Regions from separate parts of the Mus musculus genome. Here region 2 is linked to region 1. A link is a loop called in an ENCODE intact Hi-C map of the cell type or tissue named here. Cell type or tissue: left cerebral cortex. All regions are shown on one strand.

What was found. Hi-C counts contacts between places; a loop is a spot of excess contacts. Peaks named below come from ENCODE experiments on the same cell type or tissue, not always from the same donor. Only the 100,000 strongest peaks of a DNase experiment are listed, where the experiment ranks them.
Region 2: it touches region 1 in a loop (2.9-fold over the local background); 2 of 42 quality-filtered maps call a loop at or near these places.

Annotation. Positions count from the first base shown.
Region 1 is chr11:99,627,969-99,635,968 of GRCm38, reverse strand. Krtap4-1 (keratin associated protein 4-1) reads left to right here and starts at 7,730. Exons shown (of 1, transcript NM_001048196.1): 1 at 7,730-8,000. The coding sequence starts at 7,787. It overlaps Krtap4-2 (keratin associated protein 4-2), which reads left to right and starts at 885. Exons shown (of 1, transcript NM_026807.2): 1 at 885-1,855. The coding sequence starts at 945. The coding sequence ends at 1,448. Gm32730 (a long non-coding RNA gene) reads right to left here. Exons shown (of 5, transcript XR_880207.2): 5 at 4,710-5,739. In left cerebral cortex, no CTCF peak of the experiment used is centred here; DNase peaks (open chromatin) are centred at 1,497, 2,047, 2,455 and 3,201.
Region 2 is chr11:99,553,565-99,561,564 of GRCm38, reverse strand. Krtap3-2 (keratin associated protein 3-2) reads left to right here and starts at 4,712. Exons shown (of 1, transcript NM_025720.3): 1 at 4,712-5,742. The coding sequence starts at 4,765. The coding sequence ends at 5,064. In left cerebral cortex, a CTCF peak has its summit at 3,418; DNase peaks (open chromatin) are centred at 2,164, 2,767 and 3,388.

The DNA of each region.
Region 1 (8,000 bases):
GACAAGCTCTTTACCATGTACGTATCATGTTCCCTTAGTTATCTGCAAAAGAATGCTTATGACTTTATCTGTGTCTTATCTGAAGCAAAAACTTCTCCAATATACATTATTGAGAAAAATAACTCAGAATATGAACAAGACACAGCTTTTTAAATTATTTTCATTTATTCTTTAGGAATTTCATGCATGTAGACAATATATTAAGATCATTACTTGTACATATTCACTAGGCTTGTTGACTTACCAAAAGGCTGATCAAAATATGCCTTTAACTCTTCCCACTCTGATGAACATAAAACTAAAAATTTAATAATTTTTAAGGACCCATCATGCCAACATGCTTTTGCTATTCAAAAGTAATTATCACTGCAAGATTGTTTTACCTTTGAGAGATTAAATAAGACAAAACTGCTAGGACCCTCCCTAAACTAGACTATTTGAGAAATACAGTATTCTTTGTTGATTACAAGCTTCCACCCGCCTTCACACTCCCAAAATAACAGTATTTCATCCTGTTTTCCCACTTGTATCTCTAAAGACCCAGTTCTAACCTGTTGTGGCCAGAGATACAATCACCATAAAGTCCATTCTGAACATATTTCCCCAGGATAAGACCAGAAATAAGCAATGAACACTCAACCCAAAGAGACAAGTCATGGACTGTGTCTACTTTAGGGGATATAATATCAAAGTGAGAAAAGGAAAGTTGATTCTCTTGGGCTTTGCCAAATTGGATAGCTTGGAATATAGCAGGAAAAGGAAGCAGCTTTTTCTATATATAGATAACACAACTAATTAACTCAAACTAACTGATCTTCCATAGTATAAACAAGAGTCATGTGACCCTCAGCAGGGTATAAAAAGCAGGAGACAGCAAAGGAAGAGACTAGACAAGGAACTCTCCCCATCTTGTAAGCCTACCCAGAACCTCCACCTCTGACACCATGGTCAGCTCTTGTGGCTCTGTCTGCTCTGAAGAGGGCTGTGGCCAAGGCTGCTGCCAGCCCAGCTGCTGCCAAACCACCTGCTGTAGGACCACCTGCTGCCGCCCCAGCTGCTGTGTGTCCAGCTGCTGCAGGCCCAGCTGCTGTGTGTCCAGCTGCTGCAGGCCCAGTTGCTGCAGGCCCCAGTGCTGCCAGTCTGTGTGCTGCCAGCCGACCTGCTGCCGCCCCAGCTGCTGCATTTCCAGCTGCTGTCAACCCTCCTGTGGTAGCTCCAGCTGCTGTGGTTCTAGTTGCTGCCGCCCCTGCTGCCGCCCCTGCTGCAGCCCTTGCTGCAGCCCCTGTTGCCGTCCCTGCTGCCGACCCTGCTGCCGCCCCTGTTGCCGCCCCTGCTGCTGTCTGAGACCAGTCTGTGGTCAGGTCTGCTGCCAAACCACTTGCTACCGCCCCACCTGTGTCATCTCCACCTGCCCCCGCCCCATGTGCTGTGCCATCCCCTGCTGCTAAATCTCTTTGAATATGCCATTTATCTCTTCAATCTCAGCAGATGAAGTCCTTCCTTCTAAAAAGTGCATAGTGTTTGAGGGACTTGATCTCCTGAGTCCCAGAAGTCAGACTTGTTTGCAATTGTTCCGTGTGAACATTCTGACTTCTGTCCAAAACTCTTGCTTAAAATGATTTTATCAAATACCTCCAAATAGCTTAACAGATCTCCCACAACATGTCTCACCTTGTATTTTTATCTATTCATCATGCTGGAGGAATTTAAATTATCCCTGGCACTTAGATGAGTATGCATTTTTAATCCCCATGACATTAAAATCCACTAATTGTCTTTTATAGCTTTTGCAAAGATTTTTCATACTTTACTACTTCTGTGTAACAAAAATAAACATCCAACACAAGGATAATAAAAATTGAATGCGACTGCTTCTTTCTTTAAAAATATATATGTAAATATGTTAAAAAATCAAAAAAAGAGGGTGAGTGAAATGGTACAGTGGATAAAGGCAGTTAGTTAATTAACAAACCTGCTGATCAGAGCTGTAAACCTGGCAATCACGGGGTGGGAGGAGACTGACTACCATGAGTGGTTCTCTGAGTACATGCATGCTGTGGCAACTGCAAACACACACACACACACACACACACACACACACACAGAGTGGGGGGGGGGATTAAAATTTAAAAAGAGAGAAAGAAACCTTGAAGCCTTTGCATATGTTTCCTGGGTAAATGTATTTTTTTTAATCTTAGTTAAATAGTTAGTTACCTAGCTATTTATTGAGATTGTATTTTAATTATGACATTTCTCCTTCCAAATCCTTCCATATATCCCACCTTACTCTCCTTCAAATCTACTGCCTCTCTTTTCAGCAGTTGTTGCACACACATATTCCCAGATATAGGTTGAGCCTACTACCAAAAACCACAGCCAATCATTCTGCAGAGTTGTGGAGCACAGTCCCAACAGATACATCTATAAAAAACATTCCCTCACCCACAGCTCAGGGAACATTGTGGAAGAGAAGATGGAAAGATTTTAAGAAATAGAGGATCAGGGAATTTGCTGTGAGATTGTGTCTCCTAGTAACATCAAAAACTACACCCAAAAATCTCACAAACTTCTGCCCACGTGAGAATTGTATTTTGGTACACTTAAAAAGCAGAGCACACCCCCATCAGTTGCAGAGCTCCATTCATTTTCGTGGCCATCTAGCCATCTCTCCTGTCCTTCCCCTCACCTGAACCCGAAACCCCCACTCCTCTCCCCCAACTCCCCTCCCTGTCAGTCCCCTCCCTCCATCTGCCTCTTATGAATATTTTATTTCCCCTTCTAAGTGAGATTCAAGCTTCCTCATTTGGCCTTCCTTCTTGTTTAGCTTCTTTTTGTCTGTGGAGTGTACCATGGTACCTGTATTTTATGGCTAATATCCACTTATCAGTGAGTACATACCATGCATGCCCTTTTGGGACTAGATTAGCTCACTCAGGATGATATTCTCAAGTTTCATCCATTTGCCTGCAAAATTCACGATGTCTTGGTTTTCATTAGCTGAATAGTATTCCATTGTGTAAATGAACCACATTTTCTTTATCCATTCTTCAGTTGAGGGACATCTAGGCTGTTACCAGTTTCTGGCTATTATGAATAAATCTTCTGTGAACATAGTTGAGGAAGTGTCTTTGTGAAATGTTGGGGCATCTTTTGGGTATATGCCCAGGAGTGGTATAGCTGAGTCTTGAGGTAGTTTTGCTTGCAGACAGGAGCATATTGTGCTCTGAGAGGCTTCACGCGGCAGCTGACTCAGACAGATACAGACACCCATAGCCAAACAGTGGATGGAGCTTGGGGACTCTTATGGAAGAATAGGAAGAAGAATTGCAGAGCCCAAAGGGGATAGGAACTCCATGTGAAAACCAACAGAGTCAACAGAGACCCTTGGAGCTCTCAGAGTCTGAACCACCAATCAAAGAACAAACACAGGCTGGACCTAGGCTTGCCCCACTCATATGTACCAGATGCGCAGCTTGACCTTCATGTGGGTCCTGAACAACTAGAGTGGGGAGTATCCCAAAAGCTGTTGCCTATGTGAGGGATATGTTCTAGCTGGGCTGTCTTGTCTGGCCTCAGTGGGAGAGGCAGCACCTAGCCTCACAGACACCTGAAGAGCTAGGGTAGCAAGGATACCAAAGGGGCCTGCCCCCCACCTGCTCAATGGAAAAAGGGAGGGGGAGAATTGAGGAAGGACTGTGGGAGAGGGTGATCAGAGGAGGGCAGTGAGTGGGCTGTAAAGTAAATTTAAAAAAAAAAGCAGACAACATATATGAGTCAAACTTCTGAGAGAAATGCGTGTTGATCACTCCCTCGTTTTCTCTAGAAAGTCTTCTTTGTTTCAGATAAATTAATTGCTTGGTAGTTTTTTTTTAGGGGAGTAGGATTAAAAATGATGAAGCAGCCGTGAGTACATAACAGGGAGAATTATCTAGGAAGACTGCACACAGCCCACATGACCTTTCAGACTTCAATGTTGAGGGAATTAAACACAACCAGTGGTCAGCTTAGCAATATCATTATATGTTCTACTCCAGAGTCAAGTGTGGTAAGCCTGTGTCCACATCCAGGCTTCACCGGGGGCAGATTATCAGTGGGACATACATCCTTCTGCATAGAAAGACCATCTCTGAGGCAGACAGGTAATGTGGATGAAAACTGGGCAGAACTCATTGCAGTTGCTGAAGGTGGTGACATTTCCCCAAGGCTGCCCCTTTCCCGGGTGGCATGATCAAAAAGCACATTTCCCTCCCGAATTTAGACGTGCTTCAAACACGTCATTCCATGTTCTGAACTCCGCAGAAGACAGACTTAGCCTGCCCGTGAGGTATCCTTCCAGTTTTGTTTTGTCCCAGTATCTAATCCCAGTATCTCTTTCCTTCCCTTCCAGGACAGTTGATCCCCAGAACATGTCCCCATGAGCCTTCAGCATGCCGATCTCTGCCTCAGCACATGCTCTCTGGAGATTTCCATCTATTCCAAAAACCTGCCCACGATCGATGACTTGAGAGCTGTAACTATTCATTAAAGTGAATGTTCAATCTGCCTGTGCCTCGTAGAAATAAGAATACAAGCATGATGGCAGAAACTCGTTGCACATAATCCATGAAGAAAATTATTAAGTTTATTCAATTAACATTTATCATTTATACCTTTCTAGGATAACCTCTCTATCCTCTCTCTCTCTCTCTCTCTCTCTCTCTCTCTCTCTCTCTCTCTCTCTCTCTCACACACACACACACACACACACACACACACACACACACACACAAAGAGTCTTTAGAATTTAAAGCAACACGATAGTCTGTGACCAAAGGTAAATTTCTCTTTGTGAGTCATTGCTAATCTCATTCAGGATCCACTGGTATGCAGTGCAGCCTTATTAAACCATACGTGTAGTGAGCAAACATCACTCACTCACACACCTAGCCTCTGCCCACAGTATAATCTCATCATTAATACAAATGCTTTGGGTTTTTCCTTCCTCTTTGGACCATTTTCCCCATTTCCTCTCTCGAACTTTCTGGGATGGAGTCTTTGTTCAAGGTTCTAGAGTGTATACAATTCAAGCAAAGTCAGGGGACGTTCAGAAATATTTTCGCCTAATTGATAGTTTTCCTAGCAGTAAGAGTAAAACTGGGAAGTCTGGGGCAATAAAAAAAAATAGGTGTTATGATTTGGTTAGTGCCTCCCTTCCTACCCTTGCCCTATGGCTGTAGACAAGTGAGTTGAGCAGTGTGTTTGTTGATGGACATCTGTAAACGAGTCTTCCCCTGCAAATCAAGTTTTCTGCAGCTTCCTGCACATAGCCTTTATGTGGTGACAGCACTATAAACGCCTCATAAGCAGTATGAATATCTGGCTATGGATTAGATAAATAAACAGTCACCTTTGAACTACTTCATGTCTTTTCTTCAGTCTATACAATGCCCTGCTCCTATGCCTCCATCCATTCCACAAACCACTTGACAAGGAGGGTCATGACATGTGAGAGGGCCATTTAGCAGGACAGACACCACGCAGGAAAGAACATCTCTGTTGAGCCTTGATGGCTGAGCAGCATTCCAAGAAGATAAAACACCTCCAGCAAAGGCTCCAAGCTTAATTCTTCATTCTCCTTCTGCTACTCAGAGGCAGGTTCAGCTCACGTTGTGTTTCCTCTTGGGCAGATGTTTTGATTTTAGCCTCTCTGTGCTTCTTTAAGCTCCTCTATCAAAAGAAGAATGAGTAGACTTCATAGAACTGTTAAAAACAGAAAAAATATAATCACACAATGTTTGATTCATGGTGACACTTTACAATTTATTCCCCCTAGACACAACCCACACAGTGTCTAATATGTAGGGACATTTTACAAACTACACTCCCACCAAGAGTACATGGGACACATTCATATACTGCATATTTTGATTTTAGTTGCTTCATTTAAGTCATTGCATTAAGATTAAGTCTTAATCTTGTGCCAAATGCTTCCCTCTGCCTGTGTCCTATCCAACCACTCACAGAAAGGAGTAAGGGCTACTTGTTCTGTGCTAAGAACAGTCAGCAAAAACTCTTTCATATATATTGCCAAAGTCTTTCTCTCTCTCTCTCTCTCTCTCTCTCTCTCTCTCTCTCTCTCTCTCTCTCTCTCACACACACACACACACACACACACACACACACACACACATACACCACAACAGTCTCTGACCAAAAGTAAATTCCCCTTTATGAGTCATTGCTTATCTCATTTAAGATCCTTTGGTATGCATTACAGCCTTATGATATAAAATATATTATTAATAATATTATATGGAAATATATTATATATTAATAAAATATAATATTGTATTTTATATTATATATTATATAAAATATTTCTGTATGTCTTTCTGGAGAAGGATTAAGTGTTGGGAAATTTTATTTATCTTTAAATCGTGAAACTGAACAGTAAGTTTTTCACTCACCAAGTCATTCAAAAAACGTACAGAGTAGGTTCTATACTTTAGTAACATTTTGTCACATTTATCTACCTACCTACTTATCTATCTATCTATCTATCTATCTATCTTTCTATTTATTTATTCATCTATTTATTATTTATTTATTTATTTATTATGTGTGTGAGTGTGGGTACATGCATCATGTGGATTCCAGAGTTGGAATTCAGATCATCAGACTTGGCAACATATAGACCTGATAAGTCTACATAATATATATTTATAAATGTATAAATATTATATAAAATATGTACATGTATATGCACATGCACATACATATGCATATATGTATATATATGTATATATGCATGTATGTGTGTGTGTGTGTGTGTGTGTGTGTGTGTGTGTGTGTGCGTGTATGAATGTGTATATTTCAGACCAGTAATGAGACTCAGAGACTCAGCAGGTAAAGGCATGTGCTGTCAAGCCTGGTGACCTGAATTCCGGCCCCAGGTCCCACATGGCGCGTGTACCCACACACAATAAATAAACAGGTGGATAGGTAGAGAAACGTGATAAAATGCTAATAAAATATAGTACCTACTCTGTACATTTTTTAATGTCTTGGTGAGCAAAAAAAAATCTACTGTGCAGTTTCATGATTAAAAGATGAATAAAATTTCCCCACTCTTAATCGTTCTTCAGAAAGACATACAAAAAAACTGAGTTTCTATTATTTCTAGGTAGTTGCACCACTGCCAAGCTCTTCGACTTAAGAGACTGGAATGAGATCTGATAATTTAGAATGTTCTCAGGTCTGCACATTTCCCAGATCCTCTAATGGACACACAAAATCACCATCATTCTCATGAAAGATGGACAGTCTCCTTCTAAATGGCCTTTCCTTCTAACTCCTTCTAATCTCACCTGGGAGGAACACTCCTTGATAGCAAAAGGCATACTGGAATTTGTGGAAGAGCATTTCTATGATTTTCAAGGAATGTACGGATGGAAGGGAATGCCACGTTTAAAAAACAAAATGCCAGAGAGTCCTGTGACAAGTTACTTGTAGCAACAGGTGACCCACTATGGAAAAAAATGCGAACAGTGTTTCAGTTGCAAACACAGGAGCCATCAGGAAAAAGAAATGTCATGTTTTCTTTCTTTTGGAGTATTTAACTAGAAACATTACAATTATGTAATTAAATAATTAACTTTTCCAAGAAGGAAAATACTAACAAGGAAATAATGATGTAGTCATATGAGGTGTTCAGCGAGGTATAAAAGGGGGCGTGGGGCAAGGAGACTTCCAAACCCAACATCTTCACTCTCTCAGAAACCCACCCAGAATCTCCACCTCTGACACAATGGTCAACTCTTGTTGTGGCTCTGTCTGCTCTGAGGAGAGCTGTGGCCAAGGCTGCTGCCAGCCCAGCTGCTGCCAGACCACCTGCTGTAGGACCACCTGCTGCCGCCCCAGCTGCTGTGTGTCCAGCTGCTGCAGGCCCAGCTGCTGTGTGTCTAGCTGCTGCAGACCCAGTTGCTGCAGGCCCCAGTGCTGCCAGTCTGTGTGCTGCCAGC
Region 2 (8,000 bases), 74 kb after region 1:
TACTCACCACTGCTTGATACCTCCCTGCCTTTACTATTTACTCACATGTTCCAGCCTCTACAACCGACCCCATCACCTCACCACTCAGCTAGGACTGGAGATAACAAAATGAATAAGATGTCCTTGTTTTGAAAGGGATTGTAACCTAGGGGGGAAAGATTGTGAACCAAACTATACAGCAAAGCACTATGGGTAGATATGGCATTCAACAGAGGCACAAGAGTAGGACTGACCAATTTAGTGATGGCTGAGGGTGGGGCAGGGCAGTTTTGATGGGGAAGCCATTGCCTTTTCTTTCAGGAAATGCATGTCTTTCTAAATACTTCTGATAAAAGGCCTTAGCCCAGCTCCTCCACCAAAGCTTCTTCGGTCACGCCAGCCCTCCACCATAGAGTTTTCACCTATGGGACTTCTCGTAGCAGCCTCAGAAACATCTGCCATGCCTTGAATCATTTTTCTTTCTTGCCACACACAATGCTAGAGACTTTTATCATAGTAATAAGACTATAGTGGGTAGTTACTATATTTTCTAGACTTGCAGTTGAAAAACTGAAGTACAAATAAATTAAATAACTTTATGTAGGCCTGACAACTCATAAGTTATAATGTAATGAGCTCTAAAACTTTCTCTTCACTTGCTCTGAAACTCCATAGCTTTACCAAGTTCTTAATTAAGTGTCTTTAGAATCATATGCTAAAATATTACTAGTGGCATCCATCAGATCATGTTCTGTATAAGGAGAGGGACCATCTGTATCTTCTATTTTTCTGACTCCTCCTCACCCTTTAGAACATTGTAGACATAATGTTATTGTGTACTATGTAATGATTATCCTTGTATTACTCAAATGCTGATTTCTCTGCTCCCATATCTGGTTGCAGTCTAGACATGGCATTGTAATGCTTACCCTAAGGATCTCCTGCCTGAATGTTGTGTAAAGATTGCTCTCCATTTATTCTCTAACATGCCAATAATAGCTGACCGGCCAATGGCTGAGCAGAAGAGAGAATAGGGCTGACTTCCAATCCCAGTCAGGGGATGTGGAGAGAGAAAGAGAGGGAGAATTTACCACAAGGAGAGGGTCAGAGAGACTCTATGGGATCATACCTGATGCAGAGAGAGCCAGACCCATACTAAAATGCAAGTATCTCAGGGATTTTGCCTGGAAGGTAGCCAGATTATCATAGAGGAATAGAATAGATTAGTGACTGCTCAGCTACTGTGTTGTAAAGCTTATCAAATAAATCTTATAGTCTGTCTCATTCATTTGGGAGCCAGAATAGAGAAAAGATTATCATTGTTTTAAAAATGCTTTTACAAAACATACTAGAGATTCAGTGAGCACCTGACTTCCAGTGAATGGATTTGCTAACCAATGGCCTTTACTGTGGTCACACACTAACTAAAACCATGAAGTATTAGTACTCTAGCAGAGTTACAGTGGAAGGCACTTGCAAAAAGGTGTGGATCTGACTGACTGATGATGACTAACAATGGAAGAGACGGGTCAGCAGGTTCGCTTTTGTGAAAAGCAAAAACTTTTCATGCAGGTTTACAAAAAAAATGCAAGTGTACATTTTCCAGACTACACATTATCTAAAATAAAACTGTATTTTAATTCATTTCAATCTGTAGTTAAAATAACCAGCACCTTATAAAACTAAAGACTTACTCATTTTCATATTTGTTTCCATGTCCAAATGATGTTGTGGTAATATATGGGAAATCATCTAACAAGCTCTGCTGTCTCCAAGCAAATCATGTTGTGTGTCTTCAATATTCATTTATTCCCTCCGATCCATCAAAGACACCACCATGTGTCTGGTAGAAAGAAAAAAAGAAGAAAGAAGTAAAAAACTGCAGCAGGAAGCAAGTTTGGGTAAAGCAACACAGCCAAATAAAACTTCAGGAGTGTGTGTCCCGTGGCTGATAAAGAAGGCATTGCGTTATTTGTGTGGAGTTGTGCAAACACCAACAAGGAAGCAGACTGAAGACTGAGGCCATGGTCCCTGAAATAGGTAGGTATAAAAGGCCCTCCAAGGGCAACTTTGTGGAAGAACGCCGTTCCTCAGCAACAAAACCTGGTTCACTGTCACCATGACCGGCTGCAATTCCTATCTGCAAGGATGCCGTATCGTCCCCATTGGCCCGGCCACCACCCTCTGCTCCTCTGACATATACTGTCCGTGTGGAGTCTGCCTGCCTAGTACCTGTCCACACAAGATCAGCCTCCTTCACCCCAGCTGCTGTGACACTTGCCCCCCATCCTGCTGTGTGCCTGATTCCTATGTGTCATCGTGTTGGCTGCTCAACAAGGGCTACCCTGCCCCAAACCTGAAGGGGATCTCTGTTTCCACCTGTGTTGAACCCTGTGAGTGTGACCCCTCTTGCTGCTAAATGAAAGCACTTAAAAAGCTTCCTTCCCTACCTTGCCTTAAGGATCTACAAAGTTTGCCACTGACGGCTGCATTAACAAATGGCTTTAGTGAGGCACTTTGGAATACGTTTTGACCCTGAGGCTTCATTTTTACAGAAGTATTCTTTCTGTGTTTTGAGCAATGATTTCAGGTAAATGGAAAAATTGTTCTCCTAGATCCCCATGTTTTAAAAGTAAATAAACACCTCTACTCCCCAAATCTTGTGTTGTCTCGGTGTCTGATGCTATAATTACCCAAGGACTCTTGACACAAGCATCATGAAGCTATAAATGTGTACAGCAGAGTTATGCTTTCTGATGACATCAACATAAATCTCCATAGCTGAAAGGAAGTCACACTAGGATACGCAGATACACGCAGGAGACTGCCTGACTCATAAAACACATTCATACTGAGCTTAGAATTGTTTTTAAATTCCAAGATCAGCACCTACCTTTAACTTTTGTTTTCCCTGAATATTTAAACAAACTCAAATGTGTCCTTGTAGGCACAGCCAAGCTGATCATTAGACATGCACACACTCACATTCCAAGCATGTCTCAGATGCCTCTGATGCCCAAGTGTCTTCTCAAGTGTTTGAAAGAAATAAACAAGACTAAGGATACATTTCCCAACATGGAAGGGCCACAGAGAAACCCTGTCTCAAAAAACCTAAAAAAAAAAAAAAAAAAAAAAAAAAAAAAAAAAAAAAAAAAAAAAAAAAAAAAAGCATGAGAAAGAGAGATAAGGGAAATGGCAATATGTGGCAGAATGAGGCAGGTCAACTTGAGGGACAGTATGGAAAATTATGGAAACACCTGATAAATTGATTTATAAAGAAGGGATGTGAGCCAGAACCTAGAAAATGAGTAGGTTTGAAAAGCAGAGAATGAAGACAGGACATTTGCAGATAAATCAGGAATCTGAGTGGGATGACACACCACACATCTTTCTTCACAGAAAAAGCTCTGTATCCAAACATTAGGCAAGCCGTCTGCTCTTCCTACCGGTCAAGCATGGCACTTCACAGTACATCGAGTTCTAATGCTTTCTCAGTTATCCTTCTTCTTTTAAACATGTCCTGTTGGATGAAACAATATCCCACCAAGGCCAAGGAATCTGTACTCTGCACTTAACCAAAAATGATTTGCCATCCAAATGTTTAAAAAAAAAAAATCTGTGCTTTCGATTGCACTGGCTGAGGGGTTTGTGCTGAAGAGATATGTGAAGATGTCAGAACCGTTGCACAGTAGGCATTGTTGTGTCTCTCCTTCAGCCTACAGGAAACACAAACACAAGCCAAGGCCAGCTGAAGTGAGGGATCTTGTAGAAGGCCTCTCAATGGAATGTACTATCAGCCAAAGCTCCAAGGGGGGAGTACAAACACCTATGCAGATGAAAGTCACTAACATGATTTTTTTTAATGAAGTCCCTCATTCTACCTTGCATTGCCATCTAAACCCCGCCGTTAACTCTGTGAAGAGTAAGTGTGTGTGTCACTCACATGAAAATGAATGACGACCAGGTTAGTTTTCTTTTCATGACATAGAATCAAGGAAAGCCGTGGGTTTTTTGGTTTTTTTTTTTACTCTTTCCAATGATTTTTATACTTTGACTCATCTTTAAGAATAGTGAAGCTGTAGGAAAATAAAATACAATACCACCTTTGAAAGATCTCCAGACAAACAACAAAACAAAACAGCATTTTTTTTAAACAATTAAAAAAAAAAAAAACCTAGCACCACAACATTCTGCCCCATTGCTTGCTCAGGAGACCCTGAATTCCATTATCAATAAATAAAAGAAATGGTGGAAGTGTACATTGTCAGTGAGATAGCTATAGATAAGTGGCCATGTTCTTGATGGTTTCATTGAGTGGAGAGGTATCCAATTGATCATTTGAGCTAATTTCTCTAGAACTTTTCCATACATGTGACATCATACAATGCATACTATTGAAAACTTAGAAGAACTGAGAAATTTTAAACCCTAAAAGTGCCCATGAGTTGTCACTTGAGCAAATTACACATAACTCATACAAGTGTGGGCATGCCCAGAATTCTGTAAAGGTAAACTGTGATGGTATTTTGACAAAATGGCAGGTCCATGAGTCAAAACTCCAACTGAATTAATAAGGGCAGGTAGTTTTAATAGACAAAAAAATGCCAAACTGATTAGATAATCTCAGTGGAATAGGGTGTCACAAACAAAACAGGACAGGAGGGAAGCCTTCTGATTGGACTCATACCCACTGAGGAAGGTATAAAACAGTCCAGACTGAGAGGACACATTTGAACCTCAGAAACTTCATCTTTGAAAGACCAAAGCCAAGCAGACTCCAGCACCATGGCTTGCTGTGTTGCCCGCTGCTGCAGTGTCCCCACCGGCCCTGCCACCACCATCTGCTCCTCAGACAAGTCCTGCCGCTGTGGAGTCTGCCTGCCCAGCACCTGCCCACACACCATTTGGCAGCTGGAGCCCACCTGCTGTGACAACTGCCCCCCACCCTGCCACATCCCTCAGCCCTGTGTGCCCACCTGCTTCCTGCTCAACTCCTGCCACCCAACCCCAGACCTGCTGACTGTCAACCTCACCACCTATGTGCAGCCAGGCTGTGAGGAGCCCTGTGTCCCAAGGTGCTGCTGACCTGTGGCTCCCTTGCTTGACGCCTCATACTGAAAACCCCAGGAACTGCCCAACCACCACCTGCTTGTCTCAATAGTTTTCACAATGTTAAAATAGGCAGATGACCTAAGCCATGGAAACCCTACTTTTATTTTTAAGGGCAAGAAATCAAGGTTTTGCTTATGTGATCCGGATGAATAGCCATTTGACTGATTTCAACAGGTGAACATCTTCCATTATGAAAGTGCTATTGAAATCTTTAAGATTTCAAACTATGGGGGTTTGGGCCATGTTGCTTCTGGGATCTCATTTTCTGTATTGAGTATTTTCAGAGGCAAAATAATCTCCTGATGGGTTTTCTAATAAATTGTATTTCCCTGGCCATAAGTGTTCTTTATTTATGTTAGTATTTGGGACACATTTCTTGTTTAATAGATTATCTTTATCATTATTATTATTATTATTATTATTATTATTAATTGAAGGTTCAAAATGAAGGCAGCACCAGAGCGAGCTTGCTAGCTCGCCTTCCTGATTTGTTATCAGTCTTTACTGTCCATCTTCTCTCCTTTCTCTCAAACTCATCAAATCCTCAAAACAACACTATATAATGATATGGGATACGTTGTCGGTTTGTTATTAAATGTTCTCAATATTATAGAGTTAATTACTAAGGCAAGCAGAATTTAACCCCTGGCGTGTCTGACTCAAAAGACCAATTCTTTCCCACATCACAAAGCCTCGAATACAAAGAAAAGAAGAAACTAGTCAGCAGCTTTGACACAGATTCAAAACATACCTGAAAAAAAATTTAAAAATGAAAAAAAAAAATGTAAGATTCCTCAACAAAATCATGATGTCCAATTTTGACTGAAAGGGGGTAAATCGGCTCTAATCAAAATTGACAAATATTCAGCTGTAAGAGCTGGGTCACTTCAATCTCATTTTTGCTTACAGAACTCAGAATGGTCAACTCTAGCATCAGGACACAAACACATGCTTTGTTTGCCCCCCCTGTTATCACAGAGGTGATAGTCCAGTAGTCAATAGGATATCAGATGCTCTGGGATGACAGATTGAGAGCTAAAGGTAAAAATTCCATCAAAGCAGGGCACAGTGTGCCTGTACCTCCAAAGACCAAGAGGCTGAGGCAGGAGGATAGAGAGGTCAAGGCCAGGCGAGAGTCTGTCTGAAGAAGAAAGAAAAAGAGAAGGAGAGAGAGGGGGGAGGGAGGAAGGAAGGAAGGAAGGAAGGAAGGGAGGGAGGGAGGGAGGGAGGGAGGATAGATATTGGCTATTTAAACCCATTAGCTGATTTTATGAACATACATAAATTTATGTGATAGAGAAAACCCTTTTCTGAGCCTACAAAGAATATGCGTATTGGATGTGTAAAGTTATACTATATAAGACACATACACATATAGAAAGAGAGACGTCAGCTGCAGAAATGGCTTAGTGCTCTTCCAGATTACCCAAGTTTGATTCCCAGCAACCACATGGCAGCTTGCAACCATCGGTAAATCACATTATATTGTCTCCAGCAAAAGGTGTAGCCCAGATTAAAGGTGTGTTCCACCACACCTTTAATCCCAGATGAAAGGCATAGCCCAGATTAAAGGTGTGTTCCTTAACTCGGAGATTCAATCTTCTGGAATCCATAGCCACTATGGCTCAAGATCTTCAAACCAAGATCCAGATAAGGATCTCCAAGCCTCCAGATAAGGGTCACTGGTGAGCCTTCCAATTCCGGATTGTAGTTCATTCCAAATATTGTCAAGTTGACAACCAGGAATAGCCACTACAATCCATCCCTTGTCAACTTGACACAAATAATATCTCATGTTCACATGAAACAATAACAAGGTTGTAAATACGCCTAACATGATATAACTATCCCTCGTACAATCGCAAACGCATTAGTAACTCACAGGCAAAACACCAGTACACATAAACTAACTAAATAAAATTTAAAAAAAAAAAAGAAAAAGAAAGAAAACGGAGATGAAAGTCACAAGTCAAATCTGAAAAAGCCCTGAGACAAAGCCAAAAGAATGTGTGAGAAAAAAAAATCTTTTGTTTTTATAAATAAAATTTGACAGAAATGGTAGCTCGTTGCCACTGGATCCTATGTTTAGTCTTTAGCGAGTGAGTCAGCAGATGATCTAAGGATTATGTCACCTTTCTAGGTCTCACTAGCTTCACTGGTAAGTGTAGTAGCTTCCAGGTCTCTTAGGCCACTGAAGAGAAAATACATTCATAAAGCATTGCATCTCTCCTCAGTAAGAATCATTATCATCATATATTTGTTCTTTAATAACTGTTTTGGTCTACTAATATACCTTTAAATCTCATTTATGACTAGAGAGGCATGAAGTCCTACATATTCAATAATAAGCCTTTTACTGTAGATACAAAGTAACAATACACTCTGAATAAGAGATTGGCATTTTTCGGCCATGAAAATCTGATGGCCTGCACACCATTTTTTTTTTCTGTCTGCAGAAAATGTCAGAGTAACATCCTGCTCTTTGTTATTTGCTCTTAGAACATAATCTTTCCTTCCCCATTATGATTTATAATGTCAGAAATTTATAACATATGTGTCATAAACCTTTCCAACAGACTGTAAATTGCACAAGGACAAAGATAAAGTTTATTTTGCTCACTGAGCCTGGCATTACTCTTCAATAAATGATTAACTATGTCATTAATTTTTTTAATGAATGAGATGGAGCTGGGGAGATAGCTTAGTTGGTAAAGTATTTGCCTTGTAAATGCAAGAACTTGAATATGATTGCTAGAATTTAACTTGGTGTTAAGGCACATACTTGTAATCACAATGCTGAAGAGGTGGAGACAGGGGCATCCTTGAAGCTCACTAACCAACCAGGTCTCCTCCTTGAGTAGTTCCAGAGACTCTGTCTCAAAACGAAAAGGTAGAAGCTTGGAAAGATG